Linked DNA regions of Mus musculus: region 2 is linked to region 1. The links are chromatin loops, found by intact Hi-C in ENCODE. Cell type or tissue: heart. All regions are shown on one strand. Each heading gives the region's core, and the rest is flanking DNA. Links, peaks and the distances in the headings are about the cores only.

The links. Hi-C counts contacts between places; a loop is a spot of excess contacts. Peaks named below come from ENCODE experiments on the same cell type or tissue, not always from the same donor. Only the 100,000 strongest peaks of a DNase experiment are listed, where the experiment ranks them.
Region 2: it touches region 1 in a loop (2.4-fold over the local background); 2 of 42 quality-filtered maps call a loop at or near these places.

Annotation. Positions count from the first base shown.
Region 1 is chr7:111,777,911-111,781,993 of GRCm38, reverse strand. Galnt18 (polypeptide N-acetylgalactosaminyltransferase 18) reads left to right here and starts at 2,017. Exons shown (of 11, transcript NM_001360903.1): 1 at 2,017-2,681. The coding sequence starts at 2,447. In heart, for the core only: a CTCF peak has its summit at 1,845; a DNase peak (open chromatin) is centred at 1,913; H3K4me3 peaks cover 1,680 bases; H3K27ac peaks cover 1,340 bases; H3K27me3 peaks cover 1,083 bases.
Region 2 is chr7:111,690,615-111,694,697 of GRCm38, reverse strand. All of the region lies in intron 1 of Galnt18 (polypeptide N-acetylgalactosaminyltransferase 18), which reads left to right. Among named protein-coding and RNA genes, the nearest start is that of Galnt18, 87 kb to the left of the region's middle. In heart, for the core only: no CTCF peak of the experiment used is centred there; a DNase peak (open chromatin) is centred at 1,737; H3K27ac peaks cover 1,038 bases.

The DNA.
Region 1 (4,083 bases), core at 565-3,064:
TCAGAAAACAAAATACCCCTCCCTTCCCCACCAAAGACTGCTCTCAAGTCACATCAAGGGGACAGTAGCTTCTTCAGTGTACAACATTCAGTTTATACAGGACAAAGCCACCAGGACTTTCAGTCCTCATGTCACCTCTCGTGGTAGGAGTGGAAGGAGACAGTAGCTTCAGATTCTCAGAATAAGTTTCAAGGACCACTTGGCATCAGTTGGCTCACATCGACTATCTGAGGAATTTTTCAGTTCTGATGCACATCAAGGGGCCTGATAGTGAAGCTCCCGGCAGGACTTATTAAATGGCAAAGTGGGAAGACGCTTGGGGTTAGACGAGTGACATAAGTGGAAAGTCGAGAACCTCCTTGGACTGAACAGCTCTCCATGCTTAGAAAAGAGGCCCCCGATGAGACTGAAGCCTACACCGCAGCCATAGGTCTAGAGCAAACTGGGCAAGTGTCCCAGGCAACTGGTCATTTAGACAAAATGTCAGGAACTTGCTGAGTTCCTGTTGAGTTGAATACAATTGAACTGAGGGCCAAAGATAAGAATCTATGTTCAAGAACCATTTATAAAGGGAGCTTGCAGAGATACTGGGGCCTTTGACCTTGTAATTCTGCAGAGGGTGGTGAGTAAATGCCTACACAAACCCCTCCCATGCCCCTGTTTCTAACCAAGGTTTTGGGGATCTTGAGTTGGAATCTGAGGGTATGTGGGGCAATCAGGCCCAGCAGCATTCCTTCTATCAGCCCCTGTGGCTGAATTGCTGATGGTAAAGAAAGACATTCAAGCAGAAAGCCAATGAGGTGGAACCAAGCCAGCTAGAGGACAAGCTCCTTCTTGCTGCCCACAGCCTTAGACTCTGTAGCTTCCAGTAGGGGAGAAGAGCTGAGAGTGGTCAATAGAAAAATCAAGGTTTGCTGAGCAGCCAGGTGGTGTTCTTGGACCCGGGAAGGGAGGAACTGCATCCTGGAATGATAACCACAGGAGCCTGGGCACCCACTGTGTGTCCTGTCCTAAGCCCTTTTGGTATATCCTCTCATTTAATACTTATAAGCAGGAAGGTATTGTTGATATTTGATAGATGGGGGAAATGTCTCTTATGGTGTTCTGACCCTTGCTCAAGCTCATGTAACTAACACATACAGGAGCATCAAACCCAGGAGCCTCTCTCTCTCTCTCTCTCTCTCTGTGTGTGTGTGTGTGTGTGTGTGTGTTTCTACATCCTCTCTCCAGAAAGGCTCTGTCGACCACTTGATAGCCATGAACACTGAATGTGTGGGAATTATACAAGTCATGGAGAATTGCATCCTCTTGTCCCAATACTGCGTATAAGGCTTCCTTAGACGTGGGGTGTAGTGATATCCATAAGCAGTAACGGCTCCCAGAGCATGAATTCGTCCAGGGAGCTGCATAGTGCATAGATGTGACCAACGATTGCAGAGACACCCTCACTATTCACTATGCCTCTCCTAGAGATTTCCGGAAGGCATTTGGTGACACCCGGGAGACCAACAGAGAGAGGCAGAGTAAAGGCTCAAGAAGCATAAGGTGTGGACATTATGAGGCCTAGCCACTTGTATGGTTTGAGTCTCCATTATCAAAAAGGAGATGGAGGCGAGGAGTCCGTTTTTTCAGGTGGAAAAGCAGAATGCCCTCAGTTGGGGAAGGTGAGGGTATAGGAGCATCTTGGTCCCCAAAGCTTGGGCTTCTTAGCGGGAGCGCGAGCGGGGAATTACTCTAGAGGTGGAATCTGCCGGCCTGGGCGGGGACTGGAGGTTCCTGATCTGCAGGCCCTAGGGTGGCCCGAGGGCGCGGGAGACTCAGCTGTGTCCGGACCGGAGCCTGCTGCCAGCAGGTGGGGCGCGGGGCGGGGCTCCGCCCCCTGGCCCCTCCTCGTTGGTCCGCAGCCGCCCAGTCCCGACCCTTTTCCAGAGCCAGAGCGCGATTGGTGGCGGCGCTTGTCGCTCGGAGGGGGCCGGGCCGCTCTGCTTCGCTCCTCTGGTCGCAGCCACAGCCGCGGTTCTCCTGAGCGGCGAGCGGAGGGCTGGTGGCATCTCCCAGGCAGCCAGCACTGGAGATGGAAAGCAACGCGGCTGGGCCCTGGCAGTGACAAAGTTTCCCAGCCCTGCAGGTCTCGTCTCGCCACTGCCGGCCACCCGTGACCGCCTAGGGAAAAGCTCGGGGATTTTGAATTTGCGGGGGAAAAGCCCAAAACAAAAATCTAGACCCACCTCGTTTTCTTTGTGGAGCTCTTTCTCAGGGTGGCCAGCGGCCGGAGCTGCAAAGTTGTGCGCCGCAGCTCACACTGCCAGGAGACCCGCCTTTGGAGAGACTTAGGTGCTGGCGCACCCAGAGACCCCAGACGTGCCAAGGGGGTTGAGCGCGGGGGAGTTTGGGGTGTACAGCGAGGAGGGGCCCCGGGTGCTCTATATGGAGGAAGGACCCCAGAATGGTGTGTACCAGGAAGACCAAAACTTTGGTGTCCACTTGCGTGATCCTAAGCGGCATGACCAACATCATATGCCTGCTGTACGTGGGCTGGGTCACCAACTACATCGCCAGCGTGTATGTGCGGGGGCAGGAGCCAGTGCCCGACAAGAAGCTGGAGGAAGATAAAGGGGACACCCTGAAAATTATCGAGCGGCTGGACCACTTGGAGAATGTCATCAAACAGCATATCCAAGGTACAGGCGTCCTGAGAAACTTGAGCCAGGCGCGAGGCCCGGGAGTGCCCAGTGTGTTCTGCTTGTGGGATGCGCTGGGGCCAATGCGTAGGAGACCAGCGATTGCAGGGAGGGCTATAGGTTGGCAGCTACGTGGTTGGAGGGATTGCAAGGACTGGTGTCCTGGATCTTTTGTGTCTGCCGCCCTGTGAGTCTTCCCTGTGTACGCGTGTGCACAGGTGGTGTGTGTGTGTGTGTGTGTGTGTGTGTGTGTGTGTGTGTGTGTGTGTCTGTGTGTGTGTGTGTGTAGCTTGCTGTCAGTATGGGGACGCGATGTGCACGTGTCCAAACGTGCGTATGATTCCAGGGTGCTCCTTTCCAGGATCGCAGGATCTCACACTAGTCCGGGAGTGTGTCTGACTGGATGTTTGTGCTTCCAAGAGAGAATGTGAGGGCAAAAGAGCTTATTTGCCGGGCTTGTAAGGGACAAGAGAAATGCCTTGTATGACTCTAACTGTGGGTTTTAAGGAGCAGCAAGCTTCAAGACAAATGCGGAGTAGAAAATTACATCGGCCCAGTATTGGCTCCAGCCTCAGTCAGTCTCAGTAGGACTGGGACTGCAGGGGGCATCTTAAGTAGAAAACTGTCCCCACCTAGAGCACACCTGCCTATCCAGGATCCTCCCCTAAGGAGCAGGTGTCAAACCCAAGAAGCAGCTTAGTCCACTGTGGTGGTGTTTCTTCTGTTTCGGATGGAGAAAACCCACGCTGGGCTGCGGCTTTACTTCAGAGCCTTCCGGGTTCTAGCAAGGCCAATCTGCCAGGACAGTTACCTCAGTTGCGGAAGCAGGAAGCAGCCACAGCAGAGCAGACAAACCCACAGGAGCTGGGTCTGAAATCCAAGGCTGCAGTGGGTGGGTGTCTCCAGACTGGGTCCAAAGAGACAGTAGGATATAGAGAAGTCTCCTGCTGTGACCCGGGCAGTGTGAGTATCAGAGGGAAGGGATGGAGCTCGGGGCTCCTAGAGTAAGGTGTGCTCACAGGTGATAGCAATCTGGATTCTCCCTGTCCACCCCAGGTGTCCCCTGCTTTCTTAGACAGGGAGGCTTCTGACCTATAGGGCCCAGCGAGTTTACCTGTAAACCTGGCAGGCCATCTGAGCTACAGGCTGCCTGCTCTGTTTACTCAGGACTACTCTGAATTGGTGTGCTTCCCACATGGCCAGATCGACTCCTTCCCTGGGGAGGTTCCGCTGAGGGCAGAAAGGTGACACAGACAAAGCAAGCACTTGACTTTGAGGGCCCCTAGAAGAGGGACCTTTGGAAGCTCTTACTTCAGACCCACCTCTGTCTCATCCCTGCATTGAGCCTGACAGACCAAACTGTGCCATAGTGCCTGTTGCTGCCATTCTTACTGGGTTTCTA
Region 2 (4,083 bases), core at 652-3,151, 87 kb after region 1:
GCAATGGTCTCCAGTTACACACAGCAGGAGGAGAGGCTTGGCAGAAAATGCACTTTAGGGGAAGAGCTAGGAGGCAGTGCTGCAATACCAGCACGTAGTACGGGTATATTAGAGGAAGGCAGAGGATCAAGTTGGAAAGAAGTTCCGGCAGGGCAGCCGTAGGACTCAGACGGGCAAGCAGCCATCTTGGCCTGACTCTGGCAGTGCAGGGCTCTGCCTCCTGAGAACGAGTGGGTGTGAGCTTGGGAACTGACACTTGGACAGTAGCCCATGGGAATGAAGAGCCAGGCCTGGGGCACTGGGGCTTGTTCTCACTGTATCACAGAGGCAGCAGTGGAAGAAAGGGGCAGGGATTGCACCTAAGCTTTCCTATGTACCCAAGTCAGGGTGTTCCTGGTGGGTAAACTGAGGCTTCTCTGAGCTAGAAAGCTTACCGGAGTGCCCAAAATGCTCAGGGACACTAGATACGAGCCAGCTTGCCTGCTCAGACTCCCCTGTCTTTCCCCACAAAACCACAGTACCCTGGTCTAGTATCTGTTCACACTCCATCTTCCTTATTATATAAAAAGCCTACGCTGTAGACTGAGAGTTGGACAGAGATGTCCATGGGACATTTGAAGGGATCCCGTAGAGTTCTCTTCTCTGTCTTAACTCAATGAGGAGGAAATGGCAGTTCAGAGATGTTGACAGGCTGTTCTGAGGTCACTCAGTAAGACAGTAGTGAAGTCAGGATCCGAACCAGTCAGCCCTACTGCCCCTTGCCTCCTGTCTCTACATCTATCCATTTTTCATCCTTGGACAGGCTCAGCATGGCACGACTGCCTAGGGAACATCAGCAGAAAGCAGACATTTGGAGGCTACCAGTATCTTGAAGGACAAGCTCCTCAGGGACAGGCTGTGTTACCAATGAATATTTCAACGGTGTTGAGACTCCATTGAGATACCATAAGGATGGCACAGGTTCCAGCTGTCTTCCAGCTAAGATGAGGGAAACACAGGTGTGGAGGATGTCCACGGCCTTCCATGGGTCTCTTATCTGTCTCCTGGTTGGCTGGGGATCTGGGGAATTGTACCATGTCTATGCTCGCACCTGCAGCACAGCCACACACTCCAGCATGGAGTTGGCATTCAGCAAGTATTTGTTGAATGACTGGCTGATTAACTGGATGGTTGAGAGCCATCTCTCAAGTCAAGGGTGAGACAGAATGGATTGTCCAGGACTCCTTCCTCCTCCTGTATTACACACATTGTAGAATCAAACTCTCTCTCTGGAGGGATCTGGTAATTTTCATGGTTATCATCTGTCCCTTTAAACAGCTACTCTCTTGCGAACCCTCAGCTTGGTGAGGGAAGCCCCTGCCCCAGCGTGTTAGTACTGACTTACTCTGTCCAAGAGCCGTCTTGATCTCCAGGTTGCCAACTTTAAGACTTTGGCTTCTTTTCCTATGCAAGTGCTCTTGGGCAAGTGAGTTGATGTTTCTGGCTTTGGTTTTACCTAAAATAAGGGCAAAGGGGATGCATGAGGTGCCACACAGCACTGGCTCCATCACAGGACTTGAGCTGTCATTCCCCAAAGGGCTTGGGAGAGGCCTGGCCCCCTTCCATCTGCCAGGCAAGCTTAAGCAGGCTGTGGCTGTCTGCCCATGTTCCTTTGTTTAGGAACACAAAGGAGCGGCAAGATAATGAGGCAGAAAGGAGAGGAGTCCACAACGCACCAGACCAACCCTATTGGATAACACTTGCCTTCACCCAGAACTTAGTTATTTAAAGTGCAGGAGGGAAGCCAGCATCATCTGCTCAGTGTGCACTGATAGGGTTTATAAATAGCTGGGGATACTGTGGGAGGCAGCGTAGAAGGACCCGGATGCCCACAGTGAGCCCTGACTCACTGCGGTGGGGCACGGCTTGTGTGTTACCCTGTTCTCCCTCTGGTAACTCTTCAGGAAATCCATGTGTCTCAGCTTCCAGAAGAACAGCACTGTGGCCTCTGTACAGGTTTCGGTGACGTCAGTATCGTTGGGTTTGGTAATGATGGCAGCCTTTGGAGACCAGCAGATTTATTTGGGTTCTGGTTTTGACTCGTCTGACAGGTGTGACTGTTGGCTAGATCGCCAGGCTCCTGAGGTCCTCCACAGCCTCTATGCATGAGACTTCGTGGACAGGTTGCTGAGAAGATGGCATGAACTGAGGCAACCTCCTTGGTCCTTGAGGCCACTTGATAAGAGCTCATGGCCCACTCTGGTGAGACAGGCAGGTGTGTGTGTGTGTGTGTGTGTGTGTGTGTGTGTGTGTGTGTGTGTGTGTGTGTGAGGTTCCACAGCAGCAGTGTTTGTAGGGGTCTGAAGATTATCTAAGGTGTTACCCAAGAGACGACAGTCACAGCGAGAGCGGCAAGAGGTGACTGAGCAATGTACTGACACTGGAAGGTGCTGCGCTCTCTGGAGTCTTTGAAAAGTAACATTCCAAAGGAAAGCTTTATCATTATCATTATCATTATTATTATTATTATTATTATTATTATTATTATTATTATTATTATTGTGATTATTTAGTTCCCTTATTGTTGTCTAGTTAGTTAGCTGGCATTTTGGTTTCCTCCATCAGTCTAGACTGCTTGCAGACTATTTGCCGTCGAATTCTTTCTCTGCTCTTGCCATGAGGGGAGTCTATATGACATGTTAGCAAGTCAGACTGACACTCCAGTTCTCAACGCCATGTCAGACCCTTGGAAATTCCTTATCCCAGAGTTTAATGATACTCATGCCTTTGACTGAGCTCAGTCTTGGAGAAGCTCAGGGAAGGCTTCTTTGCCTTTTGTGGGATGTCAGCTCTTGGCACATCCCATAAAGTTCTTTGGGAGGAGCCGAGCATAGGCATTTATCAGCTTAACTTGCAAACATTCTCTTGGATGCAACCCCGCCACTGGATTTGCTGCTAGCTTTAGTTGAGCTTTATAAGCTGACTGAGCACCCACTCCTCCACCTCCTGGACTTACCAATGGGTTTTGCTACATGGTCAACATAGAATTATCCATAAACCCACATGTCCTCTCCATACATCCCTTTGGCTCCCGACTTCTGAAGTCACACCCACCTTCATGTTTCCTCTAATCTATCACTTTTCTTTTCTTGTCCCTTCCACGTAAGTCTCATCTCCCGTCACCTTAGTTGCTCTTCTATATCTTCTTCCCCAGTGGCTTCCTCATTCCTGCATCTTGCTCTGTGAAGCCCAGCATCACACACCCACGGGTCAGAGTGGCTCTCTTGAATAGGACATCTGGCCACACGTACATCATTTCCCAGTGGCTTCCTCTATTCAGCTGCTCACTACCTCATAGAGCTTGCAAAATGATGTAACTGTCTTTTATGGGAGGGGTTCTTACAGTCCATTGTGCGGTGACCATGACACTCTCCTTGTCTTATGCCTGCCCACTTCTCTCTTCTGTTGCTTTGTTAGAGACCCAAGCTTGACAGCTTGACATAACTTCCTTCATTGTCTGTCTGTGGAAGAGATTCTAGATCTATTTTCAGTCAGTTCTACTGAAGTTTCCCATGCTGTACCCTCCCTACTCACCACATTCCCTAGACACTCTGTTTTTTGTATTTCCGTAACTTATTTGTGCTGGCCCCTTGGCTTGAGTAACCTTTCTCTAAATAATTACTAATGTACCCCAACTATTTTCATGTGATGCCTACTCTATTGTCTGTCTGTAACATTCTCCAAAACTCAATTTGTTTGTTCTTGTCTGTAAAATGGGCAAGAGCAAGTCAGTGGCACAGTGAAGACTGCCTGAGATGAGACAGTGGGCTGGTTTATTAGAAGTGCTCAATAGATAGCCAGCAGCCTGCCAGCCTGAAGTCTAGAGATGATCCCAGTGGCAGGGATTCTTCTGTCTCTTTCCCATCAGGACACTTGAGTGTGACAGCCATATGTCACTCTCAGTTAGAGAATATTGAGAATAATTGGCATTTATTAGGCAAACAGCTCATTGATATTTGGCTTCATGAGATTGTGAAAAATTGGAGGAAGAACACTGATAGGCCTAGAAAGTTGTGTTTGAGAAACTAAAACCAGAGGATATGA